Regions from separate parts of the Mus musculus genome. Here all the other regions are linked to region 1. Evidence: chromatin loops called from intact Hi-C (ENCODE). Cell type or tissue: gastrocnemius. All regions are shown on one strand.

Evidence for each region. A loop is a pair of places that touch in the nucleus more often than their neighbours do. Peaks named below come from ENCODE experiments on the same cell type or tissue, not always from the same donor. Only the 100,000 strongest peaks of a DNase experiment are listed, where the experiment ranks them.
Region 2: it touches region 1 in a loop (2.7-fold over the local background); 10 of 42 quality-filtered maps call a loop at or near these places.
Region 3: it touches region 1 in a loop (2.8-fold over the local background); 12 of 42 quality-filtered maps call a loop at or near these places.
Region 4: it touches region 1 in a loop (8-fold over the local background); 7 of 42 quality-filtered maps call a loop at or near these places.
Region 5: a loop joins it to region 1, with 3 times the contacts of the local background. A loop is called at or near these places in 11 of 42 quality-filtered maps.

The regions. Positions count from the first base shown.
Region 1 is chr11:50,837,836-50,842,835 of GRCm38, reverse strand. Zfp879 (zinc finger protein 879) reads left to right here and starts at 1,284. Exons shown (of 5, transcript NM_173387.3): 1 at 1,284-1,466; 2 at 2,246-2,310; 3 at 4,300-4,426; 4 at 4,831-4,926. The coding sequence starts at 2,278. In gastrocnemius, no CTCF peak of the experiment used is centred here; DNase peaks (open chromatin) are centred at 1,278 and 2,175; H3K4me3 peaks cover 1,134 bases; H3K27ac peaks cover 820 bases.
Region 2 is chr11:50,937,523-50,942,522 of GRCm38, reverse strand. It overlaps 4933414I15Rik (RIKEN cDNA 4933414I15 gene), which reads left to right. Exons shown (of 2, transcript NR_168570.1): 2 at 1-823. Among named protein-coding and RNA genes, the nearest start is that of 4933414I15Rik, 3.7 kb to the left of the region's middle. In gastrocnemius, a CTCF peak has its summit at 2,437 (motif pointing left); a DNase peak (open chromatin) is centred at 2,343.
Region 3 is chr11:51,057,010-51,062,009 of GRCm38, reverse strand. Zfp354a (zinc finger protein 354A) reads right to left here and starts at 2,785. Exons shown (of 5, transcript NM_009329.4): 1 at 2,608-2,785; 2 at 1,856-1,938; 3 at 1,024-1,150; 4 at 512-607. The coding sequence starts at 1,888. In gastrocnemius, a CTCF peak has its summit at 2,522; DNase peaks (open chromatin) are centred at 831, 2,104 and 2,668; H3K4me3 peaks cover 1,722 bases; H3K27ac peaks cover 749 bases.
Region 4 is chr11:50,913,749-50,918,748 of GRCm38, reverse strand. It overlaps Zfp2 (zinc finger protein 2), which reads left to right and starts at 2,573. Exons shown (of 6, transcript NM_001044698.2): 1 at 2,573-2,640. In gastrocnemius, a CTCF peak has its summit at 2,487; DNase peaks (open chromatin) are centred at 2,561 and 2,925; H3K4me3 peaks cover 1,236 bases; H3K27ac peaks cover 1,062 bases.
Region 5 is chr11:50,923,509-50,928,508 of GRCm38, reverse strand. Zfp354b (zinc finger protein 354B) reads left to right here. Exons shown (of 5, transcript NM_013744.3): 5 at 4,669-5,000. Among named protein-coding and RNA genes, the nearest start is that of Zfp354b, 5.6 kb to the left of the region's middle. In gastrocnemius, no CTCF peak of the experiment used is centred here; DNase peaks (open chromatin) are centred at 405 and 2,523.

The sequences.
Region 1 (5,000 bases):
GTTCAGGCCAAACCAAGAAGCAGAGGGGTAGGAAGAGCCAGCCCAACAGTCACAAACTGACAGAGACAAACCTGTCACAACCAGTCTTGTTTGAGCCAGAGATGTACTTTAGCAGATTAACGATTTGGGGGATGTAATGATTTAGGAAATGTATTTCTGTAATTCACTACATTAACAGATTAAAGGCAAAAAACATGATTATCTAAATGGATGCTGAAAAAGCAATTTGGTAATATCTACTTCATTCATGATTTAAAAGTTTAGCCATCTGGAGATCTTCTTTAGCTTGACAAAACTATTAACTAAAAGCCTACAGAAAGCACCTTACCTAGTGTGGAATCACTATAGTCCTTAAACTAAAGTGGTATGTTTTAGCATGTGTATTGAATGCTTTGTCTGTGCGTGGTTTGGTGGTTTGTTTGTTTATTTATTTTTTGGAGGGGGTAGTTCCATTCCTTCTGGTATATTTTGACAGGAATAGAAGCAGGATAGAATCTTACAGAGTTCGGTGACTTTCAGACCTTTGCAGAGCCTTCTGACGATGAAATTCTCCCACATTTGTACAGCAGAAGCCCTTCAAGTTGGTTCCCGGGACACTGTGATATGACCTTTAGTTGGCTGTCTTCCTTCCAGGCACCAGGGTCTATCTTGTGAGCTTCCTCACCCCTCCCATACCTCAAGGCGTTCCTTGTGTTAATTGCTACCTAGAGAACATAATTTGTATCTTGTTGAGACCGAATAATCATTCTTCAGAACTTTTACAGTGGACAAAGACAGGAAAAAATTTTTGTAAAAAACAGACATTTCCAACTTAAGTAATGAATAAATTATTTCTACCTGTTTGCTTCCCCTGAAAATCTGAGTTGTCCATGACAGTAATGACTAATATGGCAGTTTTTTGCTTAATACAAAGTATGAGCCAGCAATGAAAAATTGTGTATGTTATGTATCTTTTGTAGCCTAGAAAAAGCATAATTTTCTATTAAAAAATGAAAGAGGACAGTCCTTTCGCTATCTGAAACTAAGCAGTCAGAGCCTTATTCTTCAACATTTTAATGCACACTCACTTTTTCCTCTTTAGTAGTATTACCATTGTAATTATGAATGAAGCCTGCACAGAAACCTGAAAGCTGGTGGCAACTGAAAAGTTGATTCTCAGTCTTTAGGCGCCTGTGTCCCACTCTGCACCATACAGGGTGGGTAGGAGTGTCACAGTGCCTTCTGGGAAATGTAGTCCACAGTGGAAACCAGGTGGCTCGCGCGCACGCGCAGTTGAGCCTAGTCTTACCCGCTCTGGGCATTGAGCTTTCTGGGTTTTCTGGCAGAGCTGGAACGGCCGGGAACCTGCGGGCCAGGGCTGAGAGCCTGGCGGAAGCACGCAGAGGCCTCAGCTGCTGGTGAGGGCCTCGGGCCCTGACTCCAGGTTCTGCTGCCCGAACAGCGGTCAAAGAAGCCTCCGGCTTCAGGTTAGCTAGTCAAGTCGGCCTTGAGCAGATCGCCTGTAGGCTTTCAATCCTGGAGGTGAAACTTAGTTTCTGTCAGTCTTCGGTGCTGGACAGTATCTTAACTGAATTCCACAGTCCATTTTTTCCACTTGTGCCTTTGCTCTAAGGTTTTACTGTTGGAAAGGAGCAGAACGATGCTGGGCACGGAGCCCAGAACGTGTTAATATCATTCCCTCTACAGGAGCTGTCCTCCACCCCCTTTTTCTCTAAAATGTAAATTGAGTTCTGGCTAGTGCTGCTAGTTCTAGCTTGGGTGTGTGTGTGTCTGTTCTTGTTAATTTAAGTGACTTTGGTAATACTTTGGACCAGAGGCGAAGGCCCATGAGGAAGAGTGGACTAACTTCTAGTTGGTGGAGTCTGCAAAGGGCATGCATTCTGCAGGTGTGTCTTTCACTTGCAATGTCCAAGTGCAGATATGTGGAATATTTGTGCTTTTTCCTTACCTCCGGGAGTTGCACACAACGGTGCCCTTTACCTTGTTAATAATGAATTTGATAGCTGCGACTGTTTAGTTCAGTTCATCTTTATTCATAACCTCAAGTGAAAAGGTCATAGGCCCGTTGACAGTGTGCTTATACTTGGTACTCCTGCCCAGGTTCCCTGTCGCTTGGGTTCCCTGTCGCTTGGGGAGGTTGGGTTGTGCAGCTACCCAGCAGGTGTTTTCTAGCCTGGTGTGGCCCAGTGAGGGCTGGAGGGCAGCCAGGATGAGTAGACCTCAGAGTTTCTTTCTCTGCCTCAAGGGTCTTCTCAGGAGGAGCTACAGAGGGAGAAAATGACCACGAGGTTGCTGCCAGCCCAGGTTCAGGTGAGTAAAGGCCACTTCTGTTTTTGAGCTGCCTTTGGGCTGCAGCGGGACGGGGGCGGGATTTATTTTATTCTTTCTTGAGCTTCTCTGGGCTTCCTTATACAGGCAGAGGAGATGGAATCAGGCCAAAGGCTGTCAGTACAGCTTTTTAAAATATCTTTTTCCACTTATACCTTTTGACTAGTGGAAAGCTTAACCCCTCCCTCCCAATATGTTAACCTACTTGAGGTCTTATGACTGATTGTAGGACTGGTCTCATTATCACTTGTCTCATCAATGCTCATCAGCCTCATTCCCCATGTTGCCATAAAGCTAAGCTTAAACAATAGAGCTTTGTCCCTATACCAGCCCCTACCTTCACACCCAGATCTAACTTCCTCCTCATCTCTAGAAGTGATTCTGGGCTATATTCAAAGGAACAGAAGGAAAAGGTTATGTACCGTAAATGCAGAAACAGAGCACAGAAACTGATTTAATTCTTGTTTATTTAGACCTGTCCCCATGCACAGTTCTGCGTGCTGCAAGCAGTACTCCTTTGGTGCTTGCTTGGCTGAGCTTTTTGAAAAGATCCCAGGGAGTTTTAGCCTTCTTAATCTAAAGGCTATTACATTAGCATCTGTCGCGATTCTACTCAAGGAAAGACGTGGGTTACCAGTTCCTTCTGAGTTGAGACTAACAAATGACTTAGCCACTAAGAAGATTCACACGCTCACTGGAAAGATGGTTCAGTTGGTAATATATATTTGCCATGCAAGTCCGAGGACCTAAGTTTGAATCAAGGCATAGTAGATATCAAGTGAAAAAGCCATGAGTGATGGTAATGTTTGTCATCCCAGCATTTGAGAGGAAGAGGCAGGTGCATCTCTGGGACTCACTGGCAAGCCTGGCAGAGAGAGAGACAGAGAGAGAGAGAGAGAGAGAGAGAGAGAGAGAGAGAGAGAGAGAGAGAGGTGCTGGGATGCTGCTCATAGATCTAGCACTTTCCTAACTTTCCTAGCTGAAGGCTCTGAAACCCAGAGCCTTACTCCCAGCACTGCAAAGAAACAGATGTGCAGACTGTCTCTGCATTCATTTCCCATGAGAGTCAAATAATTAATTTACGTTGGCCCTTTTACAGAGCAGGAAAGATGCCGAGCTTGGTGACCAGCTTGGGGTCATAGAAATGTGTCTTCGGCATGCTAAAGAAGGAGCAGGTTCCTAGCGTTTCCACTGTAAAAACACTGCGAATGTTGTCCATGGAGGCCCAGCCCATGATTTGCAGAGTATTACAGACATGGAAACCAGCACACCCCCTCTTTTTTGGTGACGAGTACATTTCTTAGTCTCAGGTTCCAAGCTCTGTCTTCCTGATTTTGTTTCATGATTCCGAGTGTCCTCTTGTAAGGTTGTGGTGGCTCGTCTTATGTCAACTTGACATACAAACTAGAGTTATCTGAAAGGAGAGAACCTCAATTGAAAAATGCCAGTATAAGATCTAGTTGTAAGGCATTTTCTTAATTAGTTATTAATAAGGGAAGACCAACCCCTTGTGGGCAGTTCATCCTGGGCTGAAGGTCATGGGTTCTATAAGAAAGCAGGCTCAGCAAACCGTGGGAAGCAAGCCGGTAGGCAGCACCCCTCCATGGCCTCTACATCAGCTCCTGCCTCCAGGATCCTCCACTGTTTTAGTTCCTGTCCTGACTTCCATCAATGATGAACAGAGCTGTGGAAGTGTAAGCCAAATAAACCCTTTCCTCCCCAACTTGCCTTTTGGTCATGGTCATATTCATTACAGCAATAGAAACCCTAACTAAGACAAGGGTGCTGTATATGAGCTTTCTGAGGGCACAGTATCACCGATTGTATATGTGAATTTATGCTGGAGAATGAAGGTGATGTCCAGAAATACTTGCTTGGTTTGAAACACTCAACACGCTCACAGGATTGCTTCTCGGTCAGGCTACCTGTGGGCATGGTCTGGGGTAAGCAGGAATGGGTTTGCTGTTCCAGGAGCCTGTGACGTTCAGGGATGTGGCCGTGTCCTTCAGCCAGGATGAGTGGTTGCACCTGGACCCTGCTCAGAGAACCTTGTACCGAGAGGTGATGCTGGAGAACTACAGCAACCTGGTCTCGCTGGGTAAGGGGCTTGGTGGGTAAGGGGTTAAGACTGCCGTGGAAGCACGTGACCCCTACCCACCACCTGGGAGGACACGGACAGCGTTTGGCTAGGTTGGGCCTGTGGATGGGTTCAGTCATGGCTGCTCTTTCCCAAGGCTATTCTGAGAAGTCTGAGTTGACAAAGGGTTCCTTCTCTTGTGTTTTTCCTGTTGCTATGGGTCCCCTGAGATCTCCCAGCAAGAGGAGCCCCGAGGCAGAGCCCTGACTCAGATCCTGAGACTTCTGGCCATCCTCTCGGAGCCCAGTTTTAGGCTGCTTTCTAAACAAAGTTTCTCCTCCTGTACATGGTACCCTGCCTCAGGGTCTACCTGGGCTGGATCTCCGTGCCAGTATGGCCACTCATGTCTTCTTGTTCACGAACAGGGATCCTGTTTTCCAAGCCAAAGGTCATCGCTCAGTTAGAACAAGCAGAAGACTTCCCGATGGTGGAAAGTGGGATGTTTCAAGGTGTGTACCTCGGTAAGTGTCAGGAGGCGTGGGACTTGAACCTGGCACTGCCTGGGCACATTAAGGGGATTATGTTCGGAGGACTC
Region 2 (5,000 bases), 100 kb before region 1:
GACTGATCTGGAGAGCTCTGTGAGGGCGCTGCCTTGGGTCCCCGAGGATAGAGACAGAGCACCTCCTCCCCGCTCCCATGTATGCAAAACCCACAATTTGTCTCCAGAGTCACCTGTGAAAGTCTATGCCACCAGATTCCCTCTATCTTAGCTGGTGCCCCAAACTTAGATTGGGAGTTCATGAGCGCATGAACCAAGGCACTGCTATTAACTACAACCAAAGGCTTGGAGGCAAGGGCAGGAAAGAAGAAGTAGTCTGGAAAGACGTCGTCAAACAACCGAAATGATGGAGAGTCCGCCCTTGCAGTTCATAAGGCACTGCCCTGAAGACAAGAAAACCAAAGCACAGACCTTCTGGTCCTCGGGCTCCCAGACAGGAGAGGCATCCTGACTGCTGGGGCCCCACTCCCTTTGGCTTATATTTGGATGTTGTGGGGCGGCCTCCCTGCAGAATCTTCATCGCCCTTCAGACTCTTCCTTCCAGGCTCCTTCCACCCATGTCACAGAGGGAAAAAGTCAAAACACAGAATCACTCCCCCCTCGCTGCTGTGTACCACATGAAGCCACCCAGGCTCACAGGAAGCCAACTTCATCTGCCCTCTGGTTTATGACCTTGCTGAGCTTCCACGGCAAAGTCATGTGGATCATCACTTCTCAACCTTCCTTCCCAAGCAGAAACAGAGACTCTGGATTCTCTAGCCCAAAGCCAATGAGCTACTTCCTCAGTAAGCGAATGGTCACAGACTGCATCTCACTCCCTCCGTACGGTGGAAGATGTCTCTTAAGTTCATTTAGATTCTCAAATATACGGCGCTTAATTCAAGGAGCGGGGGAATGCCTCTGTCATGCAGTTTATTTTTAAAGACGTGCATGTGTGCAGGCGTGCCCATGTGCATACGTTGCATGCATATCCATGTGCGGGAGGGCACACACGTGCACAGGCAGAGAGACTAGAAGAGGGTGTTGGGTGTCCTCTGCCACTTTCTGCCTATTCTTCGGAGGCAGAGCAAGTCACAGCGATCCTCTGAGTGGCACACTCAGTGGGGTTTGAGACCTGCAGGGGTACACGGCTTATTGTGCAGATGCTGAAATAACCTAAAAATCTAGTCCTTGTGACTGGCATCGAGTGTTCTTAGCTACCGAGGCATCTCTCCAGCCCTGTTTTTTCCCCATTTGGAGAAAGGGTTTTATGTCTAGCCTCAGACCAGCTGGGGGATGAGACTCCTGTCTTCTCCTTCCAAGTGCTCAGGTGACAGGTTTGTGTCACCACACCCAGTTTATACAGTACTAGGTACTGACCCAAGGGCTCTGTTCATGTTACCAAGCTACACCCCAAACCTTGCCATATGGTTTTTACTGGCTCTGTGGGCCTTGTCCATACAGCCAAATACCAGGTAGTAGGAGTTTCCTACTCAACCCTAACCAACCAATGAAGTTATTTATTTTGGGAATAACCTACATGGTCAGATTTTTTCTTACTTAAATGTTGAAAATTGGCCTCCATGTCTCTGTAAGACACAGGAAAATGCCACAGCTAACACGATACAACAGAGCCACCTAGGAAAAGAGATCCTCAGCTGAAGACTTTCCCTGATTGGACTAGCCTGTGACCATGTCTGTGAGGCATTTTCTTATTCATTGGTGTGGGATTGTCCATCCCACTGTGGGTGGCACCATCCCTAATAAAGTTGTCTAAGAAAGTGATCTTGGGCTGTAGCAGAATGGGGGCAGGGGACTCCTACTTTGAATTCCTGTCTTGGCTTTCCTTTATTATTGACTATGTCTATAAAGGCAAACCAAACCTTTCCTGCCAAATGCTTATTCTGGTCAGTGTTTTTACTACAGCAACAAGAAACCAAACCAGGGCAAATGGTCTTATATTGCCCAATGCCAGGCTATATACCAGTCCCCCGATGGTGTGTAACAGGCCTTCAGGGAACTATTAGCTTCCTTGAGTTTCCAAGGTTTCAGGAGCCCTCCACAGGATCTAAGAGGCTCTCTGCAGAACTAGTTAATGACAGGACCCTGGTTATTAGCTTCTCTGTCACCTGGACACAGCCTAGAGGCATCCTGAAGGATTGCCCAGTTCAGTCTCCCCTGAGGCCATACCGTGAAAGATGGTCTTTATTGGTGATTGATGTGGGATGGCCCAACCCATTGTTGGCTGCACCAACATTAGTCTGATGGGCCTAGGCGACATAAGATGAGCATGAGCCAGTGAGTGATAGGAATGTAGCCTGAGGCTAGCACAGGGATATCTGGAGCGCAGAAGGTATAGTGTTTTCTAACCTGACAAGCCAGGGTGTTTGCAGGTAACATTCAGAGCTCTTCTTTCTAGTCCAGGAGCAAGGGGAGGGTATGCCAACTATCCAAGATCCCAGGAAGCAAAGAGCCTGACCTACAGAAAGTAGTAGGACAACACTGCCCTCTTGTGGTCACGATGTAGAACTGCACCAGCGGACACTAAAGCACTTCCTTAGACATTTATTGAGATGTCTTAACTATAGACCATACAACCAGACGAATGGCAAATATCCTACATTCAACTAGATGTGACTAACATAAAAACATCTTGACATAATTATCATTGCTCTGAAGGGAACAATCGCATTGTAGAAGCAGCGACTCATGTTCAAAGACTCTTGAGGAAAGAGTCAGATAGACCTGGACACTCTAACAGAGCTCTGATCCGAACACCTGGGATAGGACAGCCCAATTCTTATCACATCAAAACCTCTATTGTGGGGCTGGCGAGATGGCTCAGAGGATAAGAGCGCTGACTGCTCTTCCGAAGGTCCCCGAGTTCAAAACCCAGCAACCACATGGTGGCTCACGACCACCCTTAATGAGATCTGACGCCCTCTTCTGGTGTGTCTGAAGACAGCAACAGTGTACTTATCTATAATAATAAATCTCCTTTTAAAAATAAATCTCTATTGTGTGACTTTTCATGGAGAGGTATGTGTATTCACCCAATATAACAAAACAAAGAAACGATTCTCCCGAAGTCTGACTAAGCAAGCCAGTGAGTTTACTGGGGTTTCTTATCGGACGGAGCATAAGAAAGGGGTTTCTCCAGCTGGAGTATGGGTAACTCAAAGGCAAATGAGTCAATGAAAAGTCCACCTTGGTTCAGCTGATGCCTCGTGAAACTGGCACGGTGGGGGCTTTCTGTACAATTTACAATCACCTCTCCCCATCAGCTGTCCACTGCTTTTATAACTTTGGAGAAGGCACCTGTGAACCCTTCAACCTTAAGCTCCCTATGCTTCGGAAGTTTCCTTTGTTTCCCACATCTTATGAACCTGCCGCCTCCCTCTGAAGGAAGAACACAACATTGTAACCTTTACTCCCGCCTCCAACTTCCCAAGCTTTGAAGGAGACGAGAGGTCTGCTTATTTTCCTGCAACTATAACTGAGCTTTGGACCACTGTGGCGCATCCATAACTTGGAACATGAATGGGTTATGAGTTTCTGCAATATACCACCCGTGACGAAAGGCTTCCCTCCACGACTGAGGTTGACAATCGTAACCAATACGAGCATAAACACAAATATTCAGAAGGCAAATCGACAGGTATATCCCGTCCACTAAACAAAATAGCAGCTGCTTCGCCCAGTGTGGCCTATGACAACCTCCTCCGTGGGCTTTGCGTTATGGTATCAGAAGTGAGTGAGCTTCTAGGGAATGGGCCCCGAATCCAAACAGAAAGCAGTTAGGTGCGCCAACAACAGTAATGCCATGACTTCATGAGCAGGCGATTTCTGCCTGGCGAGTTGGCAGTGCAATAAGCAGAGCAGGACCACCCATGACAATTCTTCCCGAGGACCTTGCACAATGTCTTCTACAGCTGTAAAAGTCACCCAGCAGGAAGGAAACGTTCTACTTAATCTCAGCCTGATTTCTCAACGTCCTGAAACCAAAGCATATAGTGTCTTTGGTAATAGAGGTTTGGCACGCAACCACCAATAATGGTAATAGGCTTTATAGCTATGGCCAAGAGATTATAAAGGAGTATTAAGGGGATGGTGGCACATGTCTTTAATTCTCACACTCTTGAGGAATAAAATAAGCAGGTCTCTGAGTTTGATACTGGCCTGGACTCCATAGTAAGTTCCAATCCAGTCAGGGTTACATAGTAAGACTCTGTCTCTTTAAATGAAAAAAAAAATGTACGGAAGTAACTGAGTCCTGACATCAGGATCTTCATTCAACAATTGCTGTTCAAGATGCTTTTCCAAATTTATAAAGCCATCAAAGGTTAGCATAATATATGCATATATATGTATATATATATGTGTGTGTGTGTGTATATATATATATATATATATATATATATATATATATATATATTCTTGCAGAAGATGGGTAAGATCCTGGAAGGCCCCAGCACTGTCCATTCTAAGCAGTCACAATTGTTCTTATCTCTGGGGTGGGGTGGAGGTGCGTTAGCAAGGGCCAACACACCATGGTGGGACCACATTGTGTCTTTTGTTTCATAAAAAGGGCAACATTGTGTACAGTGAGATGGTTGGAGGGCAATAGTCTAGCCTTCTATAATACACTGACATTTCCTGAAGCCATTCAATGTTCATTCAGTGTCATCCTGGGGTCGGCTGCTGCTCTTGTGGGGCCATTGCACATCTTCCCATCTCTGAGACTCTGTGAGGAGCTTGCACTGCTCTGCCCAAGTGAGGCCAAAGTAGGCAAAGCTTTCCTAGTTTGCTTTCTATCACTGGTAAACATGATGACCAAGAGCAACTTGGGGAGGAAAGAGTTTGTCTTACACATCCTGACCAGAGCCAAGGACAAAGCCCAGAGGCAGGAACTGAAGCAGAGACTGGAGGAACTCTGCTCACCCTCCTTGCTCCACCCAGCTTGTTCAGCCTGCTTCTTATACAACCCAGGACCACCTGCCAGGGGTGGCACTGCTCACAGAGGGCCAGCCCAGCCACATCACCAACCAAGAAAAAGCCCCAAGGCTCGTCTACAGGCCAGT
Region 3 (5,000 bases), 220 kb before region 1:
CATTGGTGTGTGTGTGTGTGTGTGTGTGTGTGTGTGCGCGCACGCGCGTGCTGGGAGTTGAACCCAGGGCTTTTTGTGTGTTAGACAGGTGTTCTTACCACTGAGCTCCATCCCAGTCCCTGACCACCTCTTTCTTCTTTAAAGATTTATTTATTTTATATATATAAGACATTGTCATTGCCTTCAGATACACCAGAAGAGGGTGTCAGATCTCATTACAGATAAGACATTGTCATTGCCTTCAGATACACCAGAAGAGGGTGTCAGATCTCATTACAGACGGTTGGGAGCCACCATGTCGTTGCTGGGATTTGAACTCAGGACCTCTGGAAGAGCAGTCAGTGCTCTTAACCACTGAGCTGTCTCTCCAGCCTCCCACCCCCTCCACCCCGGCCATCTCTTGTGGACTGAGAACCTGAAGACATTTCCCAACCCACACTCTAAGCTGCACCCTCTCCTTATTCACCACACTGGAGCCTGCAGAGACTGCCAGGCCTGCGCACACACTCACCGAGAGAGAAGCCTCCAGGGCCTTCTTCCTCCACCTTCCAGGGATCCTCTCCTTGCTGCAGCAGGGAGATCACTTTTGGTTTGGTAAACGGGAATCCTGCTTGTAGACAAGATGAGCTCAGTAACCAGAAGCCTCAAATGTTTCCCTCACAAGGCCCTTTGCAGAAAAACACATAGCAAAGGAGATGGGCAAGAGGTTCCAGAGATGGAACAAAGCTCTCTGCTGAGAGATGAACCAAGCAAGCATGGAATGACTGCTGGTTGGGAAGATGCCCAGACTATGAACCTTTGCTTCATACCAAGGGAAGCGGTGCCCTCACTGCCACGCCCGCTCCACTGCACATGGGCAGTTCCAGGCCTGCTGTGCAAAGTGTGTGTCAATGCTTACTTATAAGGTCATATTTGTAAGGCCTGAAGGCAAAACTCTGCTAAGATTTCACAATGAAATCTCCATTTGGAAGAGAAGGCACGAGGTCTCGCTTGTGAGTCTCTGCCCACAGGGCACTCTCTTACCCAGCGAGGCCAGGTTGCTGTAGTTCTCCAGCATCACCTCACGGTACAGGCTTCTCTGAGAGGGAACCAGCTTCTTCCACTCATCCCGGGTAAAGAGCACGGCCACGTCTTCAAATGTCAACGACACCTGTGAGGGACAGACAACTCCATGGGAGAAGCCACCCTATAGCCTCAGGCTTTGACACACATGTGCAGATGTATATCCTCACACAGAGATACAGCCATCCAAACACGTGACCAAGTACATGAGAATACGCATATACACATGTATGCACACCACATCATACATACATACACGATAAGAAAAAAACTTTCATGGAAATTGTACAAGCAAAAGATAAAACCATAAAGTGGGAAAAACAACAACAACAACCAACCAACCAACCAACCACCACAGACTGGAGAAGGCTTGGTGAACAACATAAGGATTGTCAAGAAGAAAGAAGAAAAAAATAGAAAACCAATTTTGGTAAGGGCAGAGAATGAAACAGACAAGTGCGGGAGGCAGGACCAGAAAAAAAAGGAATTTTCTCAAGTACGTATGTGTATTCTGTCCCAGGTACCTGGCAAGTTACTTGTGGAATTTGTAGGCATACACCAGACTGGCACCAGGCAACAATAGCCTGTCTATCAAGAGATACATAAGACTGGAACTGTGAACATGGGGTGTGCTCCCCACAGAATCCACCACCCACGGAGGGAGGACCAACTGCTCCAAGGAGGGCATGGGCGATGAAACCCGGTGAAGGCTGAACTGCGTGGATAACTGTCAGAAGGAAAACCAAACAAAATCCGCTCCTTCTGCTACGAAATGAACCGGCAAGGTGCTTACCTGAGATGTCGCTTCCCATTGCTCAGGAGCCATCTTCTTTCTGAAGGTTCTTCTTCCAAAGATGGGTGAAGATGAGGGAGGATCTGAGGGTGGAAAGAAGAAAGGAGTAGTACCTGTTGCTCGGCACCTGTCAGAAGCAGCATCTCCGAAAGTGTCCCATCATCTGAGCCTGGCTCTTCTGCCTCAAGAGAGGGAACCAGGAGCTGGGGGTGGGCATCAGAGAATCGACAAGTCACCAGTCTTCTTGTCCGTGGATGTCCAGAAGCAAGATTCAGGCGACACTGTACTCCATAACCGAGGGGACTCACTGAGCTCCCATGTGAACACCCTTAGACTGTTCACCACATCTCAGCAGGCACTTTCCAGCCCCTTTGGGAAGGAAATTGAAGTCTGAATGCGGCCACAGTGGGGGCGCCTCCGGTTTTGCCCCCTCAGATTGACCACGGGCAGGGACGGTGTTCTTCCTTATAACACGTTGCCCACCCGACTGCACTGCTGCTGTCAGAGATCGATTTCCAGAATACCAGGGGAAAACTCCAGAAAGGGGACCAATAGTAGCCCAGGACAAGAGAGCTGCACGGAAAACACAGCCTGCGTGGTCACTGCCCGGGCGGTGGGGAGCAGGTCACTTGCAGTCCAGAGCCAAGGCCACTGGGAGCGCGCGTTCTGGGGAGGGGGACGCGCAGGAGGCCGCCGAGCCAAACCCAGCCCAGCCCCTGTCTGACGTCCGAACATATCGAGCCTTCACTCACCTTCCCTCCTCCGGCTCCCGCCGCGCCTCACATATGCTCTGAGCCGCCGCGGGTAAGGACTCTGCACGGGGACCTTGGCCCCTAGCCTCGAGCCGCGCCACAGACGCCCTAAGACCCGCGAAGGCTCACGGGGGGGTCAGATCTTGGGGTCCAGAGGGTGGTGGCCGCGGAGCCCTCTGGGAAATGTAGTCCACTTCGAGACACAGGGATTCTGGGATTTGAAGTTCCTCGGTTTGTCTGATGCACAGATTACTTGGAAGGTCAGAGTGGACACCGGGAATCAAACACCTGCTTGTTAGGTAAATAATAAAAGATGTTGCAGGTTAGTGGAAAGGAAGCTGGCACGAAGTACCCTTTAGAAGAGCTTTTTTTTTTTTTTTTTTTTTTTTTTTTTTATAAGGTATTAGTAGGGCTGGAGAGGTGCTCAGCGGTTTAAGAGTCCTTGCTGCTCTTGTTGAGGACCTAGGTTCAATCCCCACTACCCATATCAGTTGCTCACAATGGCCTGTAACTGCAGTGCCTGGGTTCCAATACCCCCTTCTGGCATCTCCGGGCAGCGGATGCATTCCATGCTCATACACACTCACTCATACACACAAGTAATAAATGTCCTTAAAATTCTTCTTTTCCCACAAATAACAACAGCGGGGAGGGGGGAAGTTATTAGAATCAGGCTGAAGGCAGCCACGATGGAGATCTGACGGGCAAAGCTTATCAAATATCCTTCAGCTCCCAAGGACAGGAATTCTGTATTCTTACAAGTTTGGGGAAGTTTGTGTTGACACATGGCCCAACTTGTGTGCCAGGAGTCAAAAGAAAAGGTAGGAAGGCAGTAGATGCAAGCTAAGTTATAACTCAAGGTTGTCTGGGGTGTCTGTTGGAGCTAGGGTGGCAGCTGAGAGAGGAAGAGAGAGATAACTTAGCTCTGTGAGCCTTGTCAATGTCACAGCACATTGCTTGTATCAACTCTCAGTCCAAAGAGGGAGAGACTACAGGAGTGTGTGGTCTGACTTTTCAGAGTACGCTGTACAGTCTGTGTTCTAACGGTCACGCACCAAGCCCTATTATGAGCCATTTGAAAAACTGAATAAAACAAATGTCATTATCCTGAAGTACTTTATTTTTTGTAAAAGGCAAGAACCAGACAACAAGCCACGAACATAATTAGATAGGGATCTAGAAGATACCTGTAATAAGACCAAAAACAAAACAAAAAAACAACAAAACAAAAAACAAAAAAGAAGAAAAGACAAACAACAAAAGAAGGGTAGGGCAAAGCAAGGGCAGCCTGGGCAGACAAGAATGAAGCACGGGGTTGAGGCAACAACTCAGGAGAGGCAGAATTGTAGCAGTTGTAGTTTTGTGGCTGTGACACTCACTTGAGAAGAATAACTTAAGGGTCTAAAATAAAGGGCCAGTTTGGGGCCGTGGTTGGCAGGTTAAAGTCCTCGCCTGACTGACTCCATTGACTGTCGGCTCAGAGCAAGGCAGCAGAATGTCACAGAAGGACAAGGAAGATGAAAGCCGTGGAGCTGAAGGCAGCCAGGAAGCAAAGAGCAGCTAACAGGAAGGGGTGGGGCCAAAATAGACCCTTCAAGGACATCCCTAGAAACCCATCTTCTCTAGCCAGGCCACACCCCCTACAGCTCCATAACACCCCAAAACTGGTTGAAAGACTGAGTCCATCAATGGGTTAAGTCATTGTGTATGTAACAGCCCTTATGATGGACTCCTCCGTGGATACGGCTTATCAACGCAACCAGATATGGGCTTTAGCAAGCTTTTGGGTACCCCTCAATCTAATGAAATTGACAATCCATAGCAATCAGGACAGAGACATTACAGGAAGAGCCAACAGATAATTGTTTTAGAATTTTTTATTTATGAGGACCCGGAAGAAGACTCAGTGGTGAATCGCTCCCTGCCAAGCCTGGTAACCTGAATTCAATTCTAGGAACTCACATAGTGAAAAGAGAGACTGACCTCACACATACACTGTGCCACATACATTCATATATGCACAATAAATACATGCAAAACATTTTATTTTAATTAATTTGGTGGTGGTACTGGAGAATGAACCTGAGCCTCTAGCAGGCTAGACAAGCATTCCACCCCTGAGCCACATCCCCACTCTGTAGAGAAAATCGCTTACGCGCATCATCTGTCAATAAAAAAGACTATGGCCAATGAGCTGAGGCAGGAAATAGGAGGTGGGACACTGGCAGGAAGAGACAGGATTCTGGGAAATAGTGGGAAAAAAATAAAAGGAGATGATGAGAGAGATGTGAAAAAGCAGCAGCTGAGCCTGAAGGACAGGTAACTAAGTGGTAGACAGAATAGTTTGAATGGGTTAAGTAAGCTACAAGCTAGTCAGAGAATGAGCCAAAGCT
Region 4 (5,000 bases), 76 kb before region 1:
TATGCTCAGAGGAGAGAGCAAGGTGAGCTTTCTGCTTCTGTCTTCTCAGATGTTGAGGTACTATATTGTGCAGAGTATGTGTAGCATATCTTTGACTCTACCATTAACTATTAGGGTCACACATGTTCTACTAGGTCAGCAGTCTTTTCTTTACTGCAGTTCTCTTTCCATTTGAAATACTCCTCTAAATAGTCTCTTCATCTTAGAAACAACAAACTCTCTAGTCTTTAAAAATGGTGTCTATCATACTTATATCATCAAAGAATATGATCTACAGAGCAATTCTGTTACATGTGTGGCTAATTCCAAACCAATATAAAATCATATCTAGAAACTATTTTTCTCAGATTTTGGAGAACTATTTATAGGTGTCTATCAAACTTGTTAATTTTGTTTTTCAAAGATTCCACATTGGTAGTGTTGTTTTTGGTCAGCCTTTCTATCAGTTCCTGAGATGATAGAACAGAACTTGAGCCCTCTACATGAACAGTCACAATTCTTAACTTCTTAATCTCTCAAGCCCTCAATTGTGACATTTTTCATTTTCCCATATTTTTAAATAGTCCAGACAACTATGAAAAAAAAGCCAGACACTACCAGTAAAGAGCAATAAATTTTTATTCAGTATGTTGGCAATAGGGGTAGCCACTTGCATTAAACAAGAGCTCATCTCTGAATTAAAAAAAAAAAAAGCCAGCTGGAGACTTAAGCCAACAAGGAGAGGGCATAGTGGACACCAAAGAGGAGCTACCTGCTAAAGACAGCTCAGTAGTCCCAGAGCTGTGCACCGCAAAAGCAGTCAAAATGGCGGCAGGCCTCTTCTCACAACCCATACCATGTGAGGTGTCCAAAATGGGGACTCCTGTTAAAATGATGGTACCACCTTGCAGCCATCACGGGAGGTGTTCACAGTGGTGCACGCCTTTCCTGCCTCAGCAGCCTCAGCAGGAGCTGGCCCTCAAGAACTGTTCAACATGGCTACACCTTTCCTACTTCTGCCTACTGCCTTCATGAAGAGCTGTCCACGGTGGCAACACCTTCTTTGCTGCCTCAGCCCACAGCCTTGGTCAAACACCACTGCAGGAGATGTCCATAATGCCAGCACCTCCTCTCCAACCTACAGAGACGGTGCCTCAGTCAAAACCACCAGCGGCTGGGAAAAACATCTAACCCATGGGCCTGATGCAGGGAAAGGGGGGGTGAAAAAAGCCGCCAATTCCTGAGCTTCCCCCCCCCCACACACACACAGACACACAGACAAAACATCAATCCTTGAGCAGAAAATCCACTAATCCCTGAGCTCCCCAAATTCAGGACTTGAAATCCCACCAATCATCACTCTGGAAATCTCTGCCCTGGAAAGCCCCGCCCCCTAAGAGATCCTATATAAGCACTGCCACTTTGTCTAATTCCCTGTTGTCTGTTCCCTAGGATAGAGAGCAGCCATCCCTGGATTCATCCCTTCACACCCTGGTCCATCCAATAAATCTCTTTCATGAGATTCTTATGCCTGGTCAGAAGTGAAGAAGAAAAGAAGCAATGAAGAGAAGAAACGATGAGAAGGAGAGGGACTGAGGCTCCTGAGCTCCGCTGAGGACGCCATGCCCTGGTAGCTGCATCGCCTCTGCTGAGGAGGCTTCCTCTTAGAGCTATCTAGTTCCTCAGCTCCCATGTCTCAGGGTGCCCTTCTTTTGGGACATTGTCCCACCTCAGAGCTGTGTGGTTCCTGAGCTTCCGAGTCCCAGGAGATCCTCCCATCAGAGCAGAAACACAATGTCAAAGACCTAAGACGGAAGGTGTGGGATAAAAGCGGAAGGTGTGGGATAAAAGGAATTTGGGCACGCACGTTTGGCTAATAGGATTTTTGAGCCTCGTCAAAAAGTGGCCTCCAGATGCCCGTCCGACATTTGGTTCGGAACATAGTCTTTGTTGCATGGAATAGAAGTTTTACAGGCTGAAGCGAGGGGGAAAGGACCAAAAGTATAGAAGAAGGACTAGTTGGGAAGGATGGAGGTCAGTGAAAGAAGGGCACATGAATGAGGGTCGCTGGGGGTGAATGTGATCACAGTGCACTGTATTCAAGTATCATGATGTCAGATTTTAAAGAAAAAACGTTAAAAAACAAGCGGCCAGACAAGAACCCAATATTACAGTTTGTAACCTATCTTTCTATCCTAAGATAGGATGGAAATTATCCTAAGATATTCTCCAAGTTCCAAAGCCGTGGATGCAGCCGAAACTACCTTAGCACCCACGAGTTTCACTCACAGAGGTGGCTGGTTTTCCACAGTAACAATTCACCCAGCCAGTGCATCATTTACTACCTGGTCACAGAGCGCCGTGAAGTATCTACATTACATTAGTAGCTTACCTCTCATCCTAACCTCATGCAAGGGGGTGTCCAAGGTTCTCTTAATTTAGGAAAGGAAAAGGTTCTAGAACCAGTTTCTTTAAGAAAATAAGCTTAAGGTGGCAAACCTTGCCTGAGCACTAGGGGAGCAATCGCTGGCCCGCAGCCCTGCGGTTGCGCCTGCGCAACTGGAAGCCCTGTCGAGGGCTCATGGTCTTGTGGGAAATGTAGTCCCGCGCGCCCAGTGCGGCTGCCTGTGCCGCCAGCCTCTGGCTTCTTCAGTGACTGTGGTGAGTGCGCTTCCTCGGGCGGGTGGTCCACGGGCGGGGAGGCGGAGGCGTTCCCACTGGGAGCCCGGGGCTCTGGTGCCAAAAGAGCAGAGCCGGCCAGACAGAAAGGTGATCCTTCGTCCGCAAGGAGCACGAAGTCGCAGGTGCGCAGCTCACGCGCGCGCCAGGCCGCAGGACACCCTAACCGAGACCCCCCAGCTCGGTATCCCCCCGTACCCCGGGGTCATTCGCGCCCGACTGCTCTCCAGCTCTACCTGGCCGAGCAGCTCTGGTTCGGTATGCACTATGAATGCGTGGTAGACCCGCTCTCTGAAGCTTGGCAGGGCACGGGACCACAGTCCGGGGCTCTGGCCATTGTGTGCACCGCTGCTGGGGACCCGCCCTCTGCCTGCGAAGGAGGAGCTTGTAAAATGAGTCCTGAATAAGCAAGAACGTGCCCACCCTTTCTTTAAGTTCATTATTGGTCAACTAGAAAAATGTACGAGCGAAATCATTCGAAATTTGTCCTAAAGTCCATGTATTGTGTTATATGTATAAATAGAAACCTTTTGCTTCCAAAAAAAAAAAAAAAGATGTTAGTGCCTTTCCTCCATTCACCTTTAAAAATGGAGTTACAAAAGGCATTTTGTAAGATGCTTGAAGTGCATCTAAACCACCACCCAATGGAGATGAGAATAGCCTTAAGACACTAATTTTTAAGAGCAGTTAAAGCTGTCATTTTCACGAATGGTTCCCTTTGGACTTTTGGGCTTTTTTGTTTTTGTTGTGTTTTGTTTTTATTTTAATATTGGACATGGTACAGTTATGTCATTCTTTGTATTGCCTCTTTCCACAAAACCTTGTAGTGAAATTTCTAGGTCAACGTTATAATTAGACCTTTGGGCATCTCCTGTCTTATTCTTTCCAGAAAAGTAGCAGTTTCTAAAGATGGTTGCGGTGTTAAGAGTGACTGACGCCCCACATCAACTGGAAGTGCTGCTAGTAGCCTCTTAAGCTTTGGAGAGGTGCAAGCTAGGTGTGGTAGTGTGTGCCTTGAATCCCACAGAGGCAGGGGGATGAGTTTGAGGCCACCTGCTCCACAGAGTCTGGGCCAGCCAAGGCTACTTAGTGAGAAGACCCTCCTTCAAATAATATCCTTATGCTAAACTCCAGCCCATTTTATTCCTAACTTTTGCATCTGTTGTACAAACAGATGAATCTACAGAAAAGTTGCATATTGCTATAGTCATATAAACCTACATTTCACTTGTATGTATCTATGGCTGCATGTATGCATGGGTACAGGTGCACATATAGCCACATTCAGGTGAAGACCTGAGGTCAGGGCCGAGAAGCATCCTCCATCTTCCTCCAAGCCCTCGGGCATTTCATCCTCCTGCTTGCTTTCTGGTCCTCATGCTTGCCCAGTGCTGAGCCATTCCCCAGGGCCAGCTCCCTCCTCCTCCACCTCCACCATGTTTACCATAATTAGAGAGGCCTTCTGTTTCACTGCATCACAAAGATGTTCATTTATACTTTCTAGTAGAACTCTCATTCTGTTTTTGCATCTCTATTCTTTTCCAAACGACAACCCTTGCTATGTGTTATTGTATATTGAATCCTTTCTTGATAATGCCAACTTTCTTATATCCTCAGTCTACCCAGCCCACCCCTCTGCCTTTACTGTAGTAGGGGTCAAGTCCAGGGCCTCTACTGAGCTATAATAACTCAATGAATTATTCCTGAATTCCTATATATGCATGCTTTTTTTTCTGAACCGCATGTGCTGCTAGGATTGCAATTGTGCATTGGTGTTCCCTGTTGGTCTGTAACATGGGTGGGGGGGAGGTAGGGGCGGTGGTGGTGGTGGAGTCTGCCTGTTGTATTTACAGCTGTTCTCAGCATTGCTTAGCATGCCGCATGCCGCTATTCTCACAGTTGATGTTGACAAGATACTTAATTTGTCAGAGGTTCCTCAGTAATAGTGTTGGTTTGTATCAACTTGACACAAATTAGAGTTATCCAAAAGGAGGGAGCCTCAACTGAGAAAATGCCTCCATAAGATCTGGCTGCAGGGCATTTCTTAATTAGTGATTGAGAAGGGAGGGCCCAGTACATTGTGTGTGTGCTTGGGTTCTATAAGAAAGCAGTCTGAGCACGGCAATAAGCAGTGTTTCTGCATGGCCTCTGCATCAGCTTCTGCCTTCAGGTCCCTGCCCTGTTTGAGTTCCTATCTTGACTTCCTTTGATGATAAATAGTGATATGGAAGTGTAAGCCAAATAAAGGCTTTGCTCCCCAAGCCTTGGTCATGATCCCTCATTGCAGCAACAGTAACCCTCAGGCAGCTGTGTTCTAGTTAATGTCATTTAAAATTCTGGTG
Region 5 (5,000 bases), 86 kb before region 1:
TAGCCTCGGTGCCTGGAGACCGAGCTGTGCCAGCAAGTTGCTTTTCAGTGACAGGAATCCTAGGGGGAGGACCAAGGGATGACAGGAATCCTAGGGGGAGGACCAAGGGATGAGAAGATAAAGGAGATAGGAAGGCTGGGGTCAGGAATGTCTTATTCCAAGCAAGTTTATTAGGAAATACGGCATCTTATGTGTACCGTCTGTGGGGAAAATGGGACAGAGGGAGCAGACAGCTATGACACAGTGAGATGGAGTCAGCGGGAAGCTAATTGAGCAATTTGCACAAGGGGAATGCAGGGTATCTTAAGAAGGTCACAGATTGAGTGCACAGCGACCTTGGGGCTGAGAACCACAGCCCCCTTGGGGTTAGAAGAACTGGCTTCTCCATATCTGAAGCTGATGCTCTGCCAAAGCCCGGACCCCAGGCCGTTACCGGCTCTGCCAAGCACTTCAGATAAGGGACTGTGTTCCTTTTCCATACATCAGGGTCTCCAGAAAGCCTTAGACTGGACTGTCCCTCAACAAGAGACCTCTTCAGGTACCTGATCCTCATGGAATGATGGGAAAGGAAAATCCCAGGCTCCCAGCCCCTAGCTTCCCCTCCTGTCTATGGTCCCTTTTGTTTCTGAGGAGAGCTGCCTTTCATGTACAAGAAGTCAGCATATTTAAGGGTATATTGGAAGTAATTTTTTTTCTAGCTGCACAGAATATATATATATATATATGAAATCGAGACAAAGGAAATGAGCTTGGATGGCCTCACTAGATTTTGGTACTGTGCTAAGAGCTTTAGCCTGTAGATAACAGGGATAGCTAAGAAGTTTAAGGAGAATTTTATGATCCTGGATATTTTAGTGGGGACAACAAGGGAAGCCATTGAGAGGGAGACAGTGGGGGGAGGGGAGAAGGAGCTTGAGCAGGAAGAGAGAAAATGCAGAGGTGGGAGAGGAGAGCCAAACGTCTAGATTCTATAGGGAAGAGCTCCTAGGAGAGATATTAGAAAGTTCAGATAAGCCAGCCTTGCCTGGAACAGGCAGGACTGAGGGATGCTGGGAGAACCTGGATATGCAAGCTAAGCACCTCAGCTGCTTGTCCTGGGTCTGAATCCCAACCCTGAGGAGACATAAACATCCAGAGATGGGTCCAGCACTGTCTCCCTGGGAGAGCAGCTTCCTGCCCTTAACAGGAAGGGTTGAGGGCTTAGAGCCTGGAGTGGGGGAACTGGGAGACAGGGCTGAGGTTGGGTCAGGTCAGACACTGAGGATTAAGGAAGAGCTGGAAGGTTGACTATACGTTGTTCTTATAGACCCTGTTCTGATAGACCCTGAATACAAGAGCCCTTCTTTTTCAGTCTAAAGTGACAGTTTCTGATGTAGAGACCCCGGTTGTCTAGCTTTGAAACCTTTGTTTGGAGAAATACAGTAATTCTGTGGAAACTACCAAGGCAACTGTTTTGTAGTGCTGGAGAGCCAGGCCTTGCACTTGCTAGGCAGGTGCTCTACCAGTGAGTTACACTTCCAGCCATATCCTTTCCTCTGAAGGGACCTATTTTCCTGTTTGTCTTCTGCCTTGTGATATTAAAAACAAACAAACAAACAAAAAACCTGTTTTTATTTTTATGTGTTTGGATGTTCTGCCTGCAAAAATGTCTGCGCACCACATGGGCACAGGGCTCACAAAAGCCACAACAGAGTGCTAGTTCCCCAGGGACTGGAGGTTTAGACAGTTGTGAGCTGCCAGGTGAGGCACTAGGTACTGAATCCAGAGCTTCTGAAAGAGCATCCAGCGCTCATAACCACTGAGCCCTCTCTCCAGTCCCCTGCCTTGTCCTTTTTTATTAAAATGTAAACATCCGAATCTTCCACTTCCCAGGGTCTGCTGGGGTGATGGGTGATTTTTCTCTTTAGTTGTTATAAGCGACGAACCTGTCTGGTTTTAAAAATCAAGGCAGAGGCAAGTAAAGGGGGAAGGACACTGTCCCCCTAACGGTTGGGTATCCGCTCCTGCCAGAGGAGATAGGAGTGGTGCCCCGCCTTTGTAGCTGTCCTTCTTGCCTCTTGGCTGTATGGCTGTTGTAGGGATGCTAGCAGGTTGCTCCTTGGAGCTGGCTGCTGCTGAATGAAATGCACTTCAGTTTACCACTCAGGCCTTCCTGTTGATGCTGCACAGGCTCCGGAGTTTTGAAATCTAATGGACAGATTTTACAGGTACACTTGCCATCCAGGGAGGGAAATAAAATCATGGTACTTCACACCATGAGAGATGTCATATTGTCTGACGTTCACGTTTTCTCTTCTACACTTGTTTTACAGTCTGGGCATTCTCTGCCTTCACATGATGCTGAGATTGAGGTCTTGCATGAAGTGAAGACTACATAGTTTAAAGCTGTTTGCTGGGGCAGTCTCTTAGCTAAGTTCTAACTTAGCCTGCCTTCCTGGCCTGGATCCCCGCCATGTGGCTAGCTCTTTACCTCCTGCCCCACTTTAGTCTTCCTTCTGCTTTCTCCCTGCAGGTCTCAATTTTCTTGACTCTGCTTGCATCCCTGCAGCGTCCCCACCTGCCTGGAAGTTCTGCCCCCTTACATGCTGCCCCAGCCATTGGCTGTCAGCTCTTTATTATAACCAATCAGCAGTAAGACAGCATCTGGTCCATCCCTTTGGTTGCCTTAGGCATTGTGGGCTATCTGACCTTCCTCTTTTGGGCAGGTGGGATGGGCAAGCATTTACAAATAGAAAACCTAGAGATAGGACAAGGAAATGACAACACTCAAATTCTGCCAGGACATAGCTCTCTGCCAGTATATAGTAACAATCAAAAATGCAGAGGCACACCTTATTACAATGTGAGGAAAGGTCACCCCAACATAGTCCCAAAGAAAAGAGAATTATCTGGCCTTGGATGTCATCTGCTACTGAGAAATTCTGAGCTATATCCCGAATTTTGTGGCATTTTCAGAACACTGGGTTGTAACATCCAAGAGTAGCATTTTCATTCAAGATGCCTATAAAAATTTACTCATATAGTTTTTCAAATTTTCTGTATTCCTCTTATTCTTTATAACAATACTCTTGTGTGCCAATTCTATATATGCTTCTTCATGAAATCAGTTTTAAGAGATGTGATATCATCAGCAAATACAGGCAGTTTTTCAACTTCTCTAATTTAATTGCCCGACTGCAATAATTAATAGTTCCTTACAGATGGATAGTAGGGAAATGGATATATTGGCTTCATTCTTGATTGCAATGAAATATACCTAATGTCTCTTCATTAACAAAATGATTGGCTTTAGGACTAAAATGTTTGAATTTTATCATGCCGTTGAGGTATTCCTCAAGTCCTGTTTATCTTTATTATCTGTGTGACACAGAGTCTCATTGACTGCTTCTTTAAATACGTATAATGTACTTGTGTACTGTACAATAATATTCTAGCAAATGATGAGCTGCATATACAATGGTGTGCCATGAGATTATAACACGGATAGCCAGTTAAGAGCACTTGTGTCCTGGACACTCACAACACCATGTGATTCACAATTGTCCATAACTCTAGTTCCAGAGACTCTGATGTTCTCTTTTGACCTCTGCAGGTGATTAGTATGCATTTCTGTACATACAGATGCACATACAAGAAGACACACAGAAAGTAAGACACAGAAATCTAACTTTAGAAATGTAAAGCAGCAGAGTGCAAGCTAATTAAAGTGGCCACGTGCTCCTTTAATCCCGGTGCTCAAGAGGCAGAAGCATGTAGATCTGTGAGTGCAAAGCTACCCTGCTCTCCACACTGAATAAATAAAACTTATCAGAATGTACTATCTATGTGTTTGCAGCAATGCTGATGTAAAAAATCCTGTGTTGCTAGAAGTATAAAAGTATAGTATTAGAATTATTACAGTATATAATATTTGATAATAGCAGTGACTTTAGTCACTGTGCTTTGGGTTTGTATTTTAATGCTGTGTATTAAAGTCTGCTTGTCCTCATGGGAAGAAAGCTTAAGGAGGCGCTGTGATGCGGGGGGGCAGCAGCCGCATACCCCTCATGTCTGCCATATCTTTTGATTGCATCAAGACACATAGCCTGTCATATGGGCCGTCTACACCATCTAGATTTGTGTCACATATCCTCTCGGAGGCTTACATGAGAATGACCCGCCACATTTCCCAGAGCACATCCTTGTCATTAAGTGACGTATTGCTGTATCTTGTAATAAGTGCTAGAATAAGAGGAGGGCTGTGGATTGTTAGACTCAGTCAGGAAAAGATGCAACAGAGGAGTTACCTGCACTGCATTGGAAGGCTGGTAAGGATTCTAACATGTAGAAAAGAGAGGTTAATAAATCCAAAATGAAAAAGAATGGCAGAAGCACCATAATTCATGAGTTCCATAGTTCCATACCAGGCTACACTTCCCAGTCTGTGCCTCTCTAACCCTCTCCTGGTTACTCTAGCTCTCACCTCCTTAGGTGAGCTTGTTTATCCTTTTGTTCACTCCAATTGATTGGCACTCATCCAGTATCTTATAAAGTGTTTATTTTCCATTTCTTCTTTCTTGCTAATATCTATAGGCATGTAGTATTTAATTAGGTAACATTAACATTCTTCCTATAAGTTTAGTCTGAGCTAACCACATCTATCACTGGTAATTTTGGTTTTGCTTCCAGGATGTCACGGCAGTCTTCAAACCACAAAATCAACTCAAACTAAAGAGTCATTGTTTCAGGAATTAAAGAGGAAACAACTCAAAAGGGATGAGGCCTGGGACTTCACGTCAGGAAAATCCTGCAGACCTGACAACAGTTTTAGAACACAGGATACAAATGAAAGCTTAGAAATAATTTCAATCAACCATACAAAAATTCTTACTATAGATAAAAGCCGTAAGAATTTTAAATTTGGTCCAAGCGTTGGCCTGAAGTCAATTGGTAAGCAAAAGATTGCAGGAGAAAAAACACAAAGAAATAGCCTCGAGGAAAATTCAACTTTACTTAGTCAA